2 separate regions of the Homo sapiens genome follow, and region 2 is linked to region 1. A link is a loop called in an ENCODE intact Hi-C map of the cell type or tissue named here. Cell type or tissue: CD4-positive, alpha-beta T cell. All regions are shown on one strand.

What was found. Peaks named below come from ENCODE experiments on the same cell type or tissue, not always from the same donor. Only the 100,000 strongest peaks of a DNase experiment are listed, where the experiment ranks them.
Region 2: it touches region 1 in a loop (6-fold over the local background); 6 of 110 quality-filtered maps call a loop at or near these places.

What each region holds. Positions count from the first base shown.
Region 1 is chr6:40,324,654-40,332,653 of GRCh38, forward strand. No RefSeq gene overlaps it. Among named protein-coding and RNA genes, the nearest start is that of LINC00951, 27 kb to the right of the region's middle. RefSeq lists enhancers at 5,034-5,672, 5,673-6,311. In CD4-positive, alpha-beta T cell, CTCF peaks have their summits at 4,227 (motif pointing right) and 4,431; a DNase peak (open chromatin) is centred at 4,198; H3K27me3 peaks cover 1,122 bases.
Region 2 is chr6:40,908,055-40,916,054 of GRCh38, forward strand. The region is part of intron 1 of LOC101929555 (a long non-coding RNA gene); the gene reads right to left. Among named protein-coding and RNA genes, the nearest start is that of UNC5CL, 130 kb to the right of the region's middle. In CD4-positive, alpha-beta T cell, no CTCF peak of the experiment used is centred here; a DNase peak (open chromatin) is centred at 4,477; H3K27me3 peaks cover 357 bases.

The sequences.
Region 1 (8,000 bases):
CCAGCACAGGGGTTATGAATGGATGAGGCAACACAGGCCTTGCCTGCGGGAAGTTCTAGAAAAATTCTGTTCTCACTTGGAGGGCTCAACTCTGCCTATCTTACCATTTGCCTTGGGACCCACCCAGGAGGGCAGCAGCTAGATCTTGCCCTGATGCATGTTTATTGCCCTCCATGGCCAAGGGCCGATGTGGAGGACACAGCCCTTTGGAAGGTGAGTGCAGGTGGTGGAGATCACAAAGGCTGGGTAGGAAGGAGACCACCGATGGTATCTGATTTCTGTTTTTCATATTCTCTGCCTCAGTTAGCATCCACTCTCTCTCCTCTTGTTCCTTCCCTCTCCCCCACCAGGGTCTTGCCATGTAGATGGTACAGCAGTCAGGGTCTAAACAGGAAAACAGAAATCAAGTTAATGGCAGGACATGACAGAAGGAAGGTAATGCAGTGACCTGGTTATAGGTGTTGGAGGGGCCAAGAGCCAAGTGGGACAGTGAAGAAACTTCAAAATCAGCAACCTCAAGAAGCTCCTGCCAGCTCGAGGGCTGGTGGCAGGGGAGTGGTGTTGACAGTGCCTGGGAGCCAGGGCCACCCATGAGAGCTGGAACCATGCCAGCCTACAGGTCAGGAGCTGAGGCCACTGCCAGAGGAGCCTCCCCAGAAAGGAGAGCAGGAAAGACACCTGCAGCTTCTCCCCCAAACCCTAAACTCCCCCAAGGGAAACAGAACCCAACAGGCATAGAGTCTGGAGTTGCAGAGGAGGGTGGGTGGTTGTATGTTTCGAGGAAGGGCCTTGAGGACAAACAGGCAGGAGACCAATACCAGGGAATTTCCAGACCACTGTGTACTGAGATTGTGAAGCAACTTCTTCAGGATCCCGCAGCCTGGTTAGGGACCTGGTTGGGGACCTGGTTTGGGACCTGGCTAGGGATGCAGCCAAGGATTTTACCCTGACTGCCCATCCTGGGTAGGATCTCTCTGGCTTTCTGTCCCAGCCCTCCTCTGTAGGACCAAGAGCTGCTTTGCAGACAGGTGGCTGAGGAAAAAGGTGTGGTCCCTGGCTGCTGGAATCAGTCAGTGTGAAGCGAGGGAGGGGTTGTGGGTAACAGCGCCTCTGCTTCCTCTCCACCTCTTTCACCCTGTTCCCACATTTCTTTTCATCTTCTTCACCTTCTGGGAACCCCTCCTACCATGTTCTTAAACCTATATCTTGGAGGTAATGGCCACTCCCGACCTTTTCTCTCTGGGATCCAGCCACTTGAGTTGCTATGGCAGAGACAATGCTCTGTGTTCACCTCCCCATTTCCTCTGTCTGAGCACGTGGCAAGGTTATATCTCCCAGCCTCCCTTGAGGTGAAGTTAACCCATCCATGTGACCCGTTCTGGCCAATGGGCTGTGGGCAGTGGATCCCCTCTGGTCCAAGGCACTTAAAACCAGGTGTGAGTTCTCCAAGTTCTCCTTTTCCTGCTACAGTAAGCTGAAGCCCACTCATGTTGACATGACATCAGTGGACAGAAGGGATCCTCAAGGAGAGGACAGCTGCCTTGGAGAATCAGACATCCTACACTGGACTTTACATGTGCAAAAAGTAAATTTTTATTGTATTAAGATACCAAGATTCAGAGGTTAATTTTAAAAACACACAAACAACAACAACAACAATAAAAACACATCATAGCCTGGTATTACCAAAACACAGTTGCTATATGCTATAATGATTTCTCCCAGAAACAGAGTGAGACCCCTCTTATATTCTTCCACAGGCCCCTGAGTGGCCCTTGTCCAGTTTAAGGCTGCAATCTCCATGGAGGCATCCCCAAGCCTGGCACAGTAGCTGGCACAAAAGAAAAACTGAGTAAATAGTTGTTGACTAAATGAACAAGTGAGTGAACTAATGAATAACCCAGGACCAGCTAAGAACATCTTAGAATGAGATCATGGTTTATCCTGGAGCACCAGAAGGAAAACACCCAGTCCAAGAGGGCGGAAATAGAATTCAGGGAAACCTTGACAGATTAGAAAAATGATCCATTCAGGATGGGTGAAATACAAGGCAAGGCTTGTAGAAATTCAACACAAGCCTCATCAATCCAGGGGGAGGTGAGGAGAAACCCAACGGGACCCAGGATCATAGGGGACTGGGAGTCTAATAACATCCTTAGGGAAGGACCAGCCTCTTCCATGCTGGGACAGGACCCAGGAAGGAGGAATCGGCACATGCCAGGCAGGGTGTGATCATCCCACTGCACTTGGCCTTCTCCCGGCATCTAATTTTAGCTGTCACATTTAAGAAGGATTTGGAAGCTCTGGAGCACAGCCAGAGCCAATAGGAGAAATGATGAAAGGTTGAAAAAAATAGAACCTGTAGGAAAAGTCCAGGAGAGGTGGGAGTTAAATGGGTCTGGGAGAGGCAGCTGTATGCAAATGAGCAGCTCTTTAGTTTGAGGAGGGTGGGGAAGCCAGAACTGGGGGACATTGATTTATACAGCAGCAAGAAAGGTTTAAGTTAGACTCCAGGAAGTGAAACTTGATGAAGGCTTCTGGTGAACTAAGTACTTCCCTTGGCTGCCCCCCTGCTCAGGAGGCCCTGGTAGACCCCTCCCTTGTCCCACAAGGGGCCAGGCATGAGGATGACTGGAAATGTGAAGTCCTAGAGGGCTGTAAAGGCAGGAACTATCTGATACTGTCCCTGGGTCATATGACAAGCAAGGAAAGAGTGTGAGCAGGGTCTGTCTGCTCTGGTTTCTGGGCCTGATGCAGGGGCTGGAGCAGATGACTTCTGTGGGTGGGGATTCCTCACATGGCATGAGGAAACAGTGATGTTTCAGGAATTGGATACTTTTCACATTTCCTCTAGGTTATCTCCCATATGGCTATATCCCTAGGAAATGTCTCACATCAGTTAAGGCAGTTGATGCATTCTAACTATGACCCTGGGATCAGCTTTAGGAAAGGGGTCGCCAAGGATTGACGGAGCCTAATGCATCCCAGGATGTCAGAACTAAAAGGATTGTGGCAGATTATCCAATCCAACCTCCCAACCCTTTGCAAGTGAAGACACTGAGCTCTGGGGAGCTTTCAGAAATTAGAACATCAGTGGTGAAATCAGCAGCATACCCAGGTCCCTGGATGTCTGACCCAGTGTTCCTCCAACCAGCTCATGTTTGACTCTCAAAGTGAGAGCCACGAGGCCAGGGAAGAGGTCAGGATGAACACAGAAGGATAGAGGCCTGGAAAGGGGTGATGGGGCCAGAAATGGGGAAGGGGCAGGAAGGAAAAGAGAAAAGAAAGCTTTCCCTCTCTTGGGCTGGGTGGTGAGAGGAGCCAGGCAAGATTTTCTGTTGTTTTAGAGAGAGCTAAGGGTAGAGGGCTGGTGTGGGAGGCAGGGCTGCTGAGGGGGGCCTCTCATGGGGGGCTCCTTTGGGGTCAGCACTTTCCTAGCTGGCTGGCTTCATCCACCCACCTTCCCTAGATTTCCCCACTTCCTACATTCTCACCTGCCCCTTCCGCCAGTTAATCTCTGAAACCACAGGAAGAGTGGGGTTCTGGGGGCAGATAGAGGAGGTACTGTGAACGGGGTGTGATGTCCTAGAGATGTCACCTGGAAACAGATGTGTATACCCCAGAGGATGCCTGAGCCCCCTCCAGGTCCCTCACCAACATCTCAAAGCACAAAATGGTATCCAGTGTGCTGAAGACCTACTCACGGTAAGGGCTGGAGCAGAGAGGAGGATCAAGAGGCTTCCAAGTATGCGTTCCCTGCCGGAGAAAGCCGGTCTGGTTTCCCTCGCTGGAGGGCCTCTCGATTCTCAGGCTTCCATCAATGTGTGAGCAGGAGCCTTGCACCAATGTCCCTCTCCCAGGTCACACACCTCTAGGACCTCTGCGTCCATCCTCCTGCCTAAGCATTTCCCTGACGCACCTCCAAGTGGCGTCCTCCTCTCCACAAGGGAGCAGTCTCTGGGCTTCCTCCAACTTTTCTCATGCTTTTAAGCTAAGCCACAGCCCCTCACTGGGATCTATGGAAGAAGGACCACTCCTAGCTGTGCTGGGGAAACTGCCAATGCAGTGATCTCCCCACTCCTCTACTTGTTCCTAGAGACCCTCCTCTATCTTATCTAGCTCACCGGCCCACCTGTCCTCTCCTCCCTTTCTTCCGTAAGGATGCTGCAGCCACCCCTGCACCTGGCCGCAAGAGGGCACCATGCCCTCACTGCCACCCCAGCTCTCCAGCCCACTCCTACCTCTGCCTTCCTTATAGTCCTGCCAGATCGCACTTGGCAGAAAGGAGCCAACTAGGAAATCCCAGGATAATCTAAGAGGTTTATGTCAAAAGGTTTACAAGGGAAAAGGTAGGTAAAAATAAGTGCCTGGCACTCTGCCAGCTGCTGGGGATTCAAAGGTGAATAAGACCCCTACCTGCCCACTTCTTAGTCTCAAAGAGGAGACAGGTAATTACTGTGCAGTAGGTGAGCCCAGGAGGGTAGAGAAATGCAGCCTGCTGATGTAACAGCCAAGAGGGGCTCCCTGCCCCCAACTTCACCAGGGGCTCAGGGAAGATTCCTAGAGGATTCCTGAAAGGTGAGTAGGAAGCAGCAGGTGAGGGAGACAAGGGCAAATCAGGAGGCAGGAACAGCAAGCCCGGGAGTGGGATCAGCATGAGCAGAGGTTGGGAGGCATGAAAGATTTAGAGTGGAACATAGGGTAAGTTGACTTTGTCATATTCCAGGCACCAGGTTCTGTTCCTCTCCTTTCCTGGTCTGAGGAATGCCCAACTGTGGGAGCTTTCAGTGCTACCCTAAGAAGCCTAGCAGAGTTCCCAGGCCCTCCTGCAGCCCTGCCCTCCTCCTTTTCTCTGGGGAGGAGCGGAGTGTCCGGGCTTGGGCGAAGGTGCTATCACTCAGTCCTCATGGTGTTCCCTGGATGGTGACCTCCTGATTCAGGTTGTTATTATTCCCATTTTGCTGATGAGAAACCAGGGGCTCAGGAAGATGGAGGAACCTGCGCAGGACTGCGTGGCAGAGCTAAGCCCCTCAGCCAGGGCTTCTGCCCCCAGCCCCTGTGGCCTGTGCTGCTTAGAAGGGACCGTATGGAAATCCCTCTCTCCCCATGTGGTCCAGAAGGCTGACACTAGCCATTTGAAGCAGATTTTTTTTTAATGGAGGCTTTCCAATTACAAAAGTAATAAATACTCATTATTTTAAAAATCAAACAATATAGAAATTCACAATATTCACAATATTGAAAGTAAAAGTATCTTATAATCCCACCTCTCTCTCCCCAAGGTAACTACTCTTAACAGTTTGATATGTATTTTTCTAGACTTTCCCATGGGTTTGCAAATATGATTGTACATTTTTAAAAAATGAAATTATGCTTTGCTGCAATTTGCTTTCTTCAACTTAACAGTCAGTCTTGAACTGTTCACATGCATGCATACTGATCTATAAAGTGGGGCTTCTTGTGATTCCCACTTATTGCTGAGGAAGCCAGGCTTCCTCAGGGAAGGTAAGCTTCCCCAACCACACAGCTCAGGAGGGACAGACTTACCAGCCCAGCCTGTCAAGATCTGGGGCAGCCAGTGGGGAGCTACACCCACCCACTCACTGCTTTTTCTCCCAGCAGCCTTCTCACTGTCCTCAGCTGCTAGGAATTTTTAGGAATGGATTTCTGTGTCATTTCTAATAGATCAGGAATATCCTAGCAAGACAGATTGTCAGAGCCTGTTGGGTGGTAAATCCAGGCTCATCCCTCTTGTATGCAGATCATTCCTTTTCCCCAGGAAGGAAGCTCTGGGTAGCAGCTCCCTGGGGGTGGGAGGTGGGGGCGGAATGAAGCAGCACAGGGCCGCTGACCCACCAGCCTCCTGAAATAGCCAAATATCCGGGCTGGTGAAGGCAAGTGCCACGAAATTCAGCCAGTAGCATCCCTTCACCTCTTGATCCTCAATGTGTGGTCTCAGGAGTAGCAGCCCTGGCATCCCTGGGGAGCTGGTTAGAAATGCAAAATCTCAGCCCACAGGCCAGACCCACTGAATCAGAATCAGCATTTTAACAAGATCCCTGGGGGAGTCCTATGCATAGTAAAGTATGAGTAGCTGGGGTTAGGCAGTATTCTGGTTCCTATAAAGCCAGCCCATGGCTTCTTTCCAGAAGTTTAGTTGATGAATTTGGTATTAGAAACTTAATAAGAGCTAGCAGTTACATGTAAGTTTCTATGTGCCAAGCAACATTGCAAGTGTCTTACTTATATGAACTCATTTAATCCTTACAAGGATGCTATGAGTTGAGGTATTATGATTATCCTGCTTTTACAGATGAAGAAACTGAGGTGCAGAAAATTTGCTTAATTTGCCTGAGGTCACATGCTAACCAGAGGGTGATCTGGGGCTTAAACTCAGGTCCTCCAGGATCTTAACCACCACAGCACACTGCCCTGCAAGTAGATGCACCCATCTGGCATGGAGCAGTTTTGACAGGTATCTCCAAGGTGGCATTTCTAAGTAGAGCTTGCCAACACATCTTGCTTTTCTCCCCCACCGTCTTCCCCCTTCCTAAAGACTGGTCACCTTGGAGAAGCTGCCAGAGCTCAACAGGAACCTCGCCACTGCTTTTGTGGTGATGCCAAGGCCAAGAAGTAATAGCAGCTTATTATATCTGCAAAACCCTTTATCATCTATTATGTCTCTTTATTCTCCAAGAACCAAGTGAGATGAGGCAGGTGTTACTATCCCCACCGGAAGAACAGGAAAGGAGCCTAGAGACACCCGGTGACTTAATCAAGGTCATGCAGAATGGAGGCTAGTAGCCAGGCCTCCTGACTTCTGGAGCATGTTCCTTTCATCTCTCTAGGATGCCCTCTTTTCTGGAAGACTCTATAGCAGTCCTCTCCACCCTGAAGGCAGCCAGCATCTCCTCTCAGTGCTTCTGCAGCTCTGCAGGGGAAACTGGGTCCCTGATGAAGCTTCAGCCTCTCTCCCAGGCTGCCTCCTGCCTGAAGCAATTATAAATCACGGCATTTTCCTTTCATTCAGACCTGATGTTTAATTCATCGCTATTCTGGCTGCTTTAATGCAGAGAACATTTATTCAGTGGAATAGCTTTGTTTTGCTTCCAAAGCTTTATTCTCCTGTTTAGAATACCATTGCTATTGCAGAGGGGGCTTCCTATTAGCCAGTTCAGAGACCCTCCCCCTCCTGCTCCCCAAGAGTGGCCCAGCCCTGCCATCTATGTGGACCCACCCCCGGGCTGAGAGTGAGCTTCACCTCCTGAGAAGGAGGAGTCCAGGCTTTTCTGTCCTTGGTCTAAGCACCTGACAATTTCAATTTGCTCACCACCTGCCTTTCTCCCAGCCACGTGCCTGGTGTGATGAGCTGCCTGGCTCCTAGATAGGGCTGCTACTGCCCAGGACACAAGAAGTTGGAAGGGCCTGGAGTGGGGTGGGGGTAGCACAGCTGTCGTACTTCCTTCTTGGAGCTCCTGCCTTGTGGCATTGACCACATCTTCAACTTCTTGCAGTCTAGATAAGTCTAGAACCTTGGACTCCAATCCCTGAATGCTGCACCACCTCCTGACGATAAACCTCCTGGGTGATCATTTCCATTGTCCTGGATCTCAGACTGCTAAGTGTCTACAAAATACCCATTCCTCCTCTATTTTGTATCAACAAAACCCTCAACTGAGCACCAGGCTTGAAACCCAGTTTACATATAAAACTACATTACCCAGCCTCTCTTGTAGCTAGGTGTGTTCATATGACTAGGTTCTAGCCACTGACAGCTAAGTGGAAGTGTTGTGTGAGACTTCTGTGAAGCCTTCCTAAACAAGAGAAGGCACAACTTTCTTAATTTATTTTCTGTTACTTATTAGCTGAAATGTAGATTTAAAGACTGGAACTCTAGCAGCCATTTTGAACCATGAGGTGGAAGCCACATACTGGGTCTAGGAGAGGCACAAGACAGAAGAAGCCAGGTCCCTGACACCAAGGATTCATCTTTCTGAGTG
Region 2 (8,000 bases), 580 kb after region 1:
AATGGTCTTGCTATGAATTTCCAAAGCAATTTAAAGCAGATAGTCAGGGCCAGATCTAGGGGGAGAAATCAACTGAACACCTCACATACAAAAAATCAACTTAATTTAAAATTGTTTATTTTTTGTTCAGAAAGAAAACATTCACCTCTTTTTTAAATTAAAACAGTAAGCATCTAATTTTATGAAATTAGTACTAGATAGAATATATTAAAGGGTAGGAGAAAGACAAAAAGAAATGAGATGGGAGGAAAAGGAAGAGAGTAACAAAATAAGTGGAAAAGGGAGCAGTAGATGGAGGAGAGAGAAAGATAGACAGGAAGAGAGAAACAATTACATGAACGAAGAACTAAAGAAGAAAGAAAGGCTGGAAGGACTTGCTGTACACTCAGAATGTCACCTTTAAAAAGAATATGTATTCTGCTATGGACTTTTTCTAAAAATGTTCATTAGGTCAAATTGGTTACTCGAGTTGTTTAGGTCTTCCATAACCTTATTGATTTTACATCTAGTTGTATCAATCACTGAGAGAGGCATGCCGGAGTCTCCAACTATGATAGCATGTTTTCTGTTTCATCCTCCAGTTCTGTCAATTCTTCCTTTATTTATTTTCAAGTTTTATGGTAGGATGCGTATATGTTTAGAATTGTAATGTCTTTTGGTGAATTGACCCTTTTGCTCTTCTGTAGTATTCTTCTTTTCCCTTGTAACTTTCCATGTTATGAAATCTATCTTTTCTGACATTAATCTAACCACTTCAACTATGTTTTTAAATTATGGTAAACTACACATAACATAAAATTTACCACCTTAGTCACTTTTAAGTGTTCAGTGATGTTTAGTGGTGTTAAGTATATTCACATAGTTGGGCAACCAATCTCCAGAATGTTTTTATCTCGCAAAACTGAAACTCTGTACTCATTAAGCAACATTTCACCCATTTTCTTCTCCCCACAGCCCCTGTCAACAACCATCCTACTTTCTTCCTCTATAAATTTGACCATTCTAGATACTGTATACAAATGGAATTATACTGTATTTGTCTTTTTTGACTGGCTGATTTCAGTTAGCATAATTTCCTCAAGAGTCAACCATGTTGTAGCATGTGTCAGAATTCCCCTCCTTTTTAAGGCTGAATAATATTCCATTGTGTGGCTAGGCCATATTTCATGTATCTATCCAGCTGTCTATGCACATTTGGGTTGCTTGTACCTCTTGGCTGTTGTACATAACGCTGTGAACATGAGGGTACAAATATCTCTTGGGAACTGGTTTTCAATTCTTTTGGATCTATACCCAGAAGTCAAATTGCTGGATTGTATAATAATTCTATTTTAAATAGAACCACCAGACTTTTTCCATATTGGCCACACCACTTTATATCACTTCAGTTATCTCTTGATTACTGTTTGAATGGTACATATTCTCCATTATTTACTTTTAAACTAAACCTATTTGTATTTTTATATTTAAAGTCTGTCTCATAGACAACATAGAGGTGGGATGTTGTTTTGTTGTTATTTTCCACTCTGACACTCTCGGTGTGTTAAGACCATTTATATTTCATGCGATTTTATGTAATTTAACTGACATGATTGAATTTAGATCTATCGTTTCATTAGTTTTCCCTCTCTGTTTCTTGCTCCTGTTTCCCCTTTCCTGCCTTCTCTTGCATTATTTGAATATTTTTAGTATTATATTTTAATATACCTTTTAACTTTTTAGCTATCTCTCTTCATATTATTTTTAATGGTTTCTCTATAAAGTGTAATATACATGGACATTTTTTCACAGTCCATTTAGAATTAATAGTTTACCACCTCAGGCAAAATATAAAAGCTAGGAATGTCCATTTTAAAGTGGCATCCAAGTGTAAAGGCAAGGTAAAGTAGAGTGTGTACTGTTTGTTTAGTACTGAAGTGGTGAATATGAATGCATACATGTTTGAACATGCATATAGTATTTCTGGAAGCCCACGCAAGAAATCCTTAGTAGTGACTGGCTCTGGGGAGGTCAAGGGTTGGAGGGAGGACAGGGATGGGAGCAGAGTTGTTTCTCATGGTAAATCTCCTTGTATCTTCATTTTTTTTTTTACCAAGTTTACCTATTGCCTTCTCAGAAAATAATTTGCAGAAAGCTTTATCCATTTATTATTCAAATATATCCCTATAAATGTCAATAGTGACACAATTGTTGAAGATTTTACAAAAGCTCAAATTCTAAAAAATTTAGAAGTTCTGCTTTTAAAAGAATAATCTAAAGCAATTGAAATTATACTTCAGTGACCACAGCAATCTCTTTTAAAGAGTAAGATGAAGTTAAATTAAAGGTCCCAGAATCTCTTTATAGAGTCACTTCCAGCCTTTCTCATTTCAGTGGATGACACAACATCTAAGCTCCAGTTATTGGTCTTAGTGAATCAGGGCTACCCTATTCTTCTTGCCAGTGATTGAATTACAGCTAAGCATGGGGCCACTGAGACCTGAGAGAAGTTCCACTGGAGCCCTTATGAGAATTCTTGCCCTTAAGATAAAGATCCCATTAAAGACAGCCCTATTTCTGCCTTTGGACATCACTGTGTTAGAATGTGTGGCCTAAAACTGCTGTAAAGAGGTGGAGGCAGAATCCTACCACCTACTCTCTCTTTGTTATGTGACTAATATCTTCCCTCTCTGTTTGATGTTTAAGAGTTTTTTTATTACTTGCAACTGATAGCTTTCTAACCAATATACCATCACTTTTTTTCATGTATTCATTATTCACATCCACATAAGCACTTCTACATGTGAGAGCTGAGATAGTCACCAGGAATACAGTATCGATAAATGCATGAGCCCTCGCTGCCTTCAAGGAGCCTATAGTCATGCATTCCTGCATCTGTCATGTCCCCTGCTTGCACTTGTCTCTCCTGATCATTTCTGACCCTTTGTGGCTCACCTCTATAATATACACACCTAATTGTTTACCTTCTCTGTGAACTGCCATGACTGACAACCCTTCCTCAATGCCATACACACCCTATGCTTTTGTTATAGCACTTTTCAGACTGCCTTGCAATCGCCTCTTCATTAGCCTGTGAGCTCCTATTGTGAACCCCCGAGGCAGCCACAGGGCCTGGATATTAATAATGCTTAGTCAGGCATCTGCTAACTAGCCACCCTAAGGACTGGGGGCACTGTGAAGGCAAGTTCAAATGTTGGGAAGAAGTCACCAGCTATTGCTTAGAAACCAGAGCAGGGGATGCAGGCAGGTCCTGAACTACAAGCCAAAAGATGAGAGAACACAGAGAGGAAGGAGGGCCATATTGGCAAAGGACAAAAACCCCTGTCCCTCTTGGCCCTTCCTCCAAGCCCCAAACTCCTTGACTTCTCCTCCCAGAGGTCACTGCACAACCAGGAATCCACCCAAAAGAAATATGAAGCTTTCATCTGTTTAGCTGTTTGGCTGGATGGGCCCTTGTTTTTATACTCACGGGTCTAGTTAGGTAACACTCTTCCCTTTCACCAAAGTTCTGCAGCCCTCCACCCCCACCCTCCTTGATCTTCAGACATGGCTCATTGTGTTTCTGGCCCTGCCTGCCTCCTTTCTAACCCATCCTTCTTAGTCAGTTCATCAGAAAGTGGTTTCCTGATTGATTCTTCTCAATGGGTTTTCTCAAAAGCCCTTTTAAATTAAATTATATTATTTGTTCCAAGGTAACTAAAGCCAACATAAGCCAGCCCAAGTTCCAGTGCAGCTCAAACAGGTGACTTCTCATATGATGCAAAGGTTCTTAATTACAGACCACAGAATTCACTCTAGTGGATTTAAACACAAGGGTCTTTATTAAGAGGTAAAAACAGTGAAGAAGGCTGAAGAAACAAATCTAGACGAATAGTTCTCAACCCTTGCTTTACATTAGAATTGCCAAGAGAGCTTACAAAAATAAAATGCTCATGTCTTTGTTCAAGCCAATTAAATCAGAATTTGTAGTATTTTTTTTAAAGGTCCAAGTAATTCTAGTGTATAACCAAGATTCAGAGCTATTACTCCAGGCCAATGGGTCGCAACCTTGGCTACATACTGGAATCACCTGGGAAGTTTTAAAAATGCTGATGCCCAGGCACCACCCTTAGAGATTATGACTTAATCTGGGGTGTGGCCTTGGCACCTGCAGTGGTCAAAGCTTCCCAGGTGATTCTAATTAGAGCCTTGGCAGAGCTCCAGTATAGTCTAGGCCAGTACTTCTCAACCTTGACTGGGTGTGTGAATCACCTGGGGGTGTAGCTGATTCTTTAGGAGTGGGCTGGTGCCTGGGATTCTACTCCTGATCTGTGGACAACAGTTTGAGATGCTAGGCATTAAACTGAACTTCCAGGATTGGCTCCCAAAATTACAGCACAGAATCGGGCCGCCTAAGGAGCTGCGGCCTCCCCTGCAACCAGGAAGCTGCGGTATCTGACATCTGCCACCAACAGCTGTTAGCAACAGAGCTAGCACTCCTGCAGTGACACCCACTGGCCAAGTAAATGTCCACACACTCCACCTCTCTGCTCAGTGACTTAGATCCAAATCCAAATCTTACCTGACTACAGCTGCTTGGTGGATCCTAAGGCCACACCCTGAATCTACCTGCAAAAGATGCCTGGGAAACATATTTGCCAGCTCTTCAGTCTCAGCACGCTAGAGAGGGATTGAAACAAGTGTTGAATAAACCAATTAGCAGTTATGAGAACAGTGCCAGGAAAGTCACACTGCCTACCTTACTGAAGCCTGAAAGTCTACCATTTGAAAATAATTTCTTAAAATTAAGCACTGTTGGCCGGGTATGGTGGCTCCCGCCAGTAATCCCAGAACTTTGGGAGGCCGAGGCTGGTGGATCACGAGGTCAAGAGATCAAGACCATCCTGGCCAACACGGTGAAACCCTGTCTCTACTAAAAATACAAAAAATTAGCCAGGCGTGGTGGTGAGCACCTGTAGTCCCACCTACTCAGGAGGCCGAGGCAGGAGAATCACTTGAACCCGGGAGGCAGAGGTTGCAGTAAGCCGAGATCACACCACTGCACTCCAGCCTGAGTGACAAAGCAAGACTCCAAATCAAAAAAAAAAAAAAAAAATAAGCACTGTTGATAAATGCACAAGGTTATCCATGCCAGCAAAGAATTACCAAAGAATTAGAAACAGCCTTAGAAGACTGGCTAATCATGAAGCACCCTTATAGTGGAATAAAACTATGCAGCTAATGAAACAAAAAAATAAAAATAAAAATAAGGCAACTCTCAATGGGCTGATATTGAAGGATCTACAAGGCATATTAAAAAGTAAAATGTAAAAAAGCAAGATGCTATAATTTGTGCAAAAGGGATATAAGAAATACATGTACCTTTATGTTAGTAGGGACCCTCCGGAAGGATGCATACAAAATAGGATTCAGATACTGATTTCAGAGAGGGGAACTGGGTGGTTAGAGGATGGAGATGGACCATAGGCTTGGCACAATACATCTGTCCTACCTTTTGGATTTTGCACCTATTATATAAATAAATACAATCTGCTTTATAAATGAATTAAAATCTGCTCTATGAAAACGCCCTGCAAATTGTGACAGATGCATGCATGAATTTATTCAACACAGATGTACCTAACCCTCTCCCCATTCTGAGCCCTGTCTCAGTTCTGTGGAAGGGCCATGGCATGGTCCCCAAGACTGTAAGACCCCATGCCACAATGTGGTGAGTGCAACCGCAGAGGTGGACACACAGAGCCCCAGAGCACAGAGGAGAGGGTGATTGGTTTAGTCTAAGGGGCCCCGAGAATGTGGTCTATAGAAGGCATTGTTTGAAGGGAGACTTAAGGAAGATGTAAAATTGTGCTTGGTGAAGAAGAACATTCCAGACAGAGAGAACAGCTTGTGTGGTCTGGGGCTTGAGAGAAGGCACAGTATGCTCTGAGCAGTATGAGATAATAAGATGGCCAGAGCAGAGGTCATGGTGTCGGGGGTATACACCCACATGCATCTCCCTGAGCTCCCCACAACTCCCTGTTTGCGTGAGGATATACAGAGCAAATCATCACTGGATGGACTTTGAGGTTGGGAAGCTTTGATCTGAGATTCCCAGCTGTAGAGTGGTTCTCTTCTCCTGACCGAGTCCATCTGAAAAATGCCAAACAACAGGAACTACTAGACTCAGAGGTAGACCCAGCTGCACTTGATTATTGGTTTGCTTAGAAACACCTTGAACTAGGCTGGGTGCGGTGGTTCACGCCTGTAATCCCTGCACTTTGGGAAGCCAAGGTGGGCAGATCATGAGGTCAGGAGTTTGAGACCAGCCTGGCCAATATAGTGAAACCCCGTCTCTACTAAAAATACAAAAATTAGCCAGGTGTGGTGGCACGTGCCTGTAGTCCCAGCTGCTCAGGAGGCTAAGGCAGGAGAATCGCTTGAACCTGGGAGGTAGAGGTTCTGGTGAGCCAAGATTGTGCCACTGCACTCCAGCCTGGGCAACAGAGTGAGACTCCGTCTCAAAAAAAGTAAATTAATTAAAAAAAGAAACACCTTGAACTGAGGCAAAGAAGAAGCTAGACAACCTGTGCTCTTAAAACACTATTGTGAAATTTTAGGACCTTTATCTGAAGAAACTGCTTCATGCTTTGAAGGAGTGATGGGTCCTCCCACCACTGCCCACCGCCCACTCCCAGGTACTGCTGGGTTGAACAAAGGCAGAATGCTGAAGCCCACAGAGATGTCTCTGTCTGCATTCTCTCTCACCTTCCTCTTCTTAGGACCCCCCCTCTGCTGTGGGAGTTTAGATAGAGATACAAGCATTGAGAACACTGCAGCAGGCCAGAAAAGGGCAAAGGCATATTGGACAGGATCATGAAAGACATCATAGAGAGAGCCATTTAGGCTGCACCTGATGGGCAAGAAGGACTCAGGTGGGGAATAGGAGGAGGAGGTCAGGGACAGGGAGAGATGACACCACAAGAGCATGAGAAAGGGAGATGGGAAACACAGAGGCAAGAGAGACAATTTCCAGAGATGGTACATTCACCTCCCAGGCTGCTATAGCAACATACCACACTGGGTGGCTTAGAACAACAGAAACTAATTCTCTCATAGTTCTGGAGGCACAAAGTCTAAAATCAAGGTGCCATCAGGGCCATGCTCTCTCTGAAGACCCTAAGGAAAGATCCTTTCTTGCTTCTTTCTAGATCCTGGTATTCCTGAGCTTATAGAGACATCACTGCAAACTCTACCTGTGTCATCACATGGAAATCTCCTTGTGTGTCAAAATGTCCCTCTTCTTATAAGGATGCCAGTTATTAGATATAGGGCCCACCCTAATGCAGTATGACCTCATCTTCACATGATTACATTGGCAAAGACTATTTCCAAATAAGGTCATACATACAGGTACCAGGGATTTGGGACTTCAACATATCTTTTGAGAGACACAATTCAATACACAACAGATATTAAATAAGTTTCCTCTTCTGAGGAAACTGTGGAAGTTTAGTTAAGAATTCTAAGGATGTCTCCAAGCTCAGAGATAGAAAGTAACAGATCTGCAGGGCTCTCCATAGTCACTGCAGGGGACTTATGACAAGTGCCAGCCCTGCTCAGTTTAGACTTGGATCACAAGCAATGGAAAACGAGTGAATTTCATCAAAGGGTAGATCCTGTCCCTTTGGGGAGTCCTTCAGACTATTCTCAGGATGCTTCCAGCTCCAAAATTCCCCATCTGTACTGCAAGTCAGCCTGACTTTCCCAGGTCATCCACTTTGTGTATCTTCTCCCTCCTGCTCCCTCAGCCACCATCATCACCAGTCCTGTGTGCCATAAACTCAGGCTGAATTTCCTGGCTAATAAACTAGTCATTGCCAACAGCACAAATAGTTTCATGTGCCAACTGGCCATTTGCTTCTTAATAAATGGGAGCTTCTTGAGACAAAATTCTTTAATATGGAGGACAGATTTAGCCCAGTGGGGCTTTATCATGTTCCTTAACCCACTAAGCATCT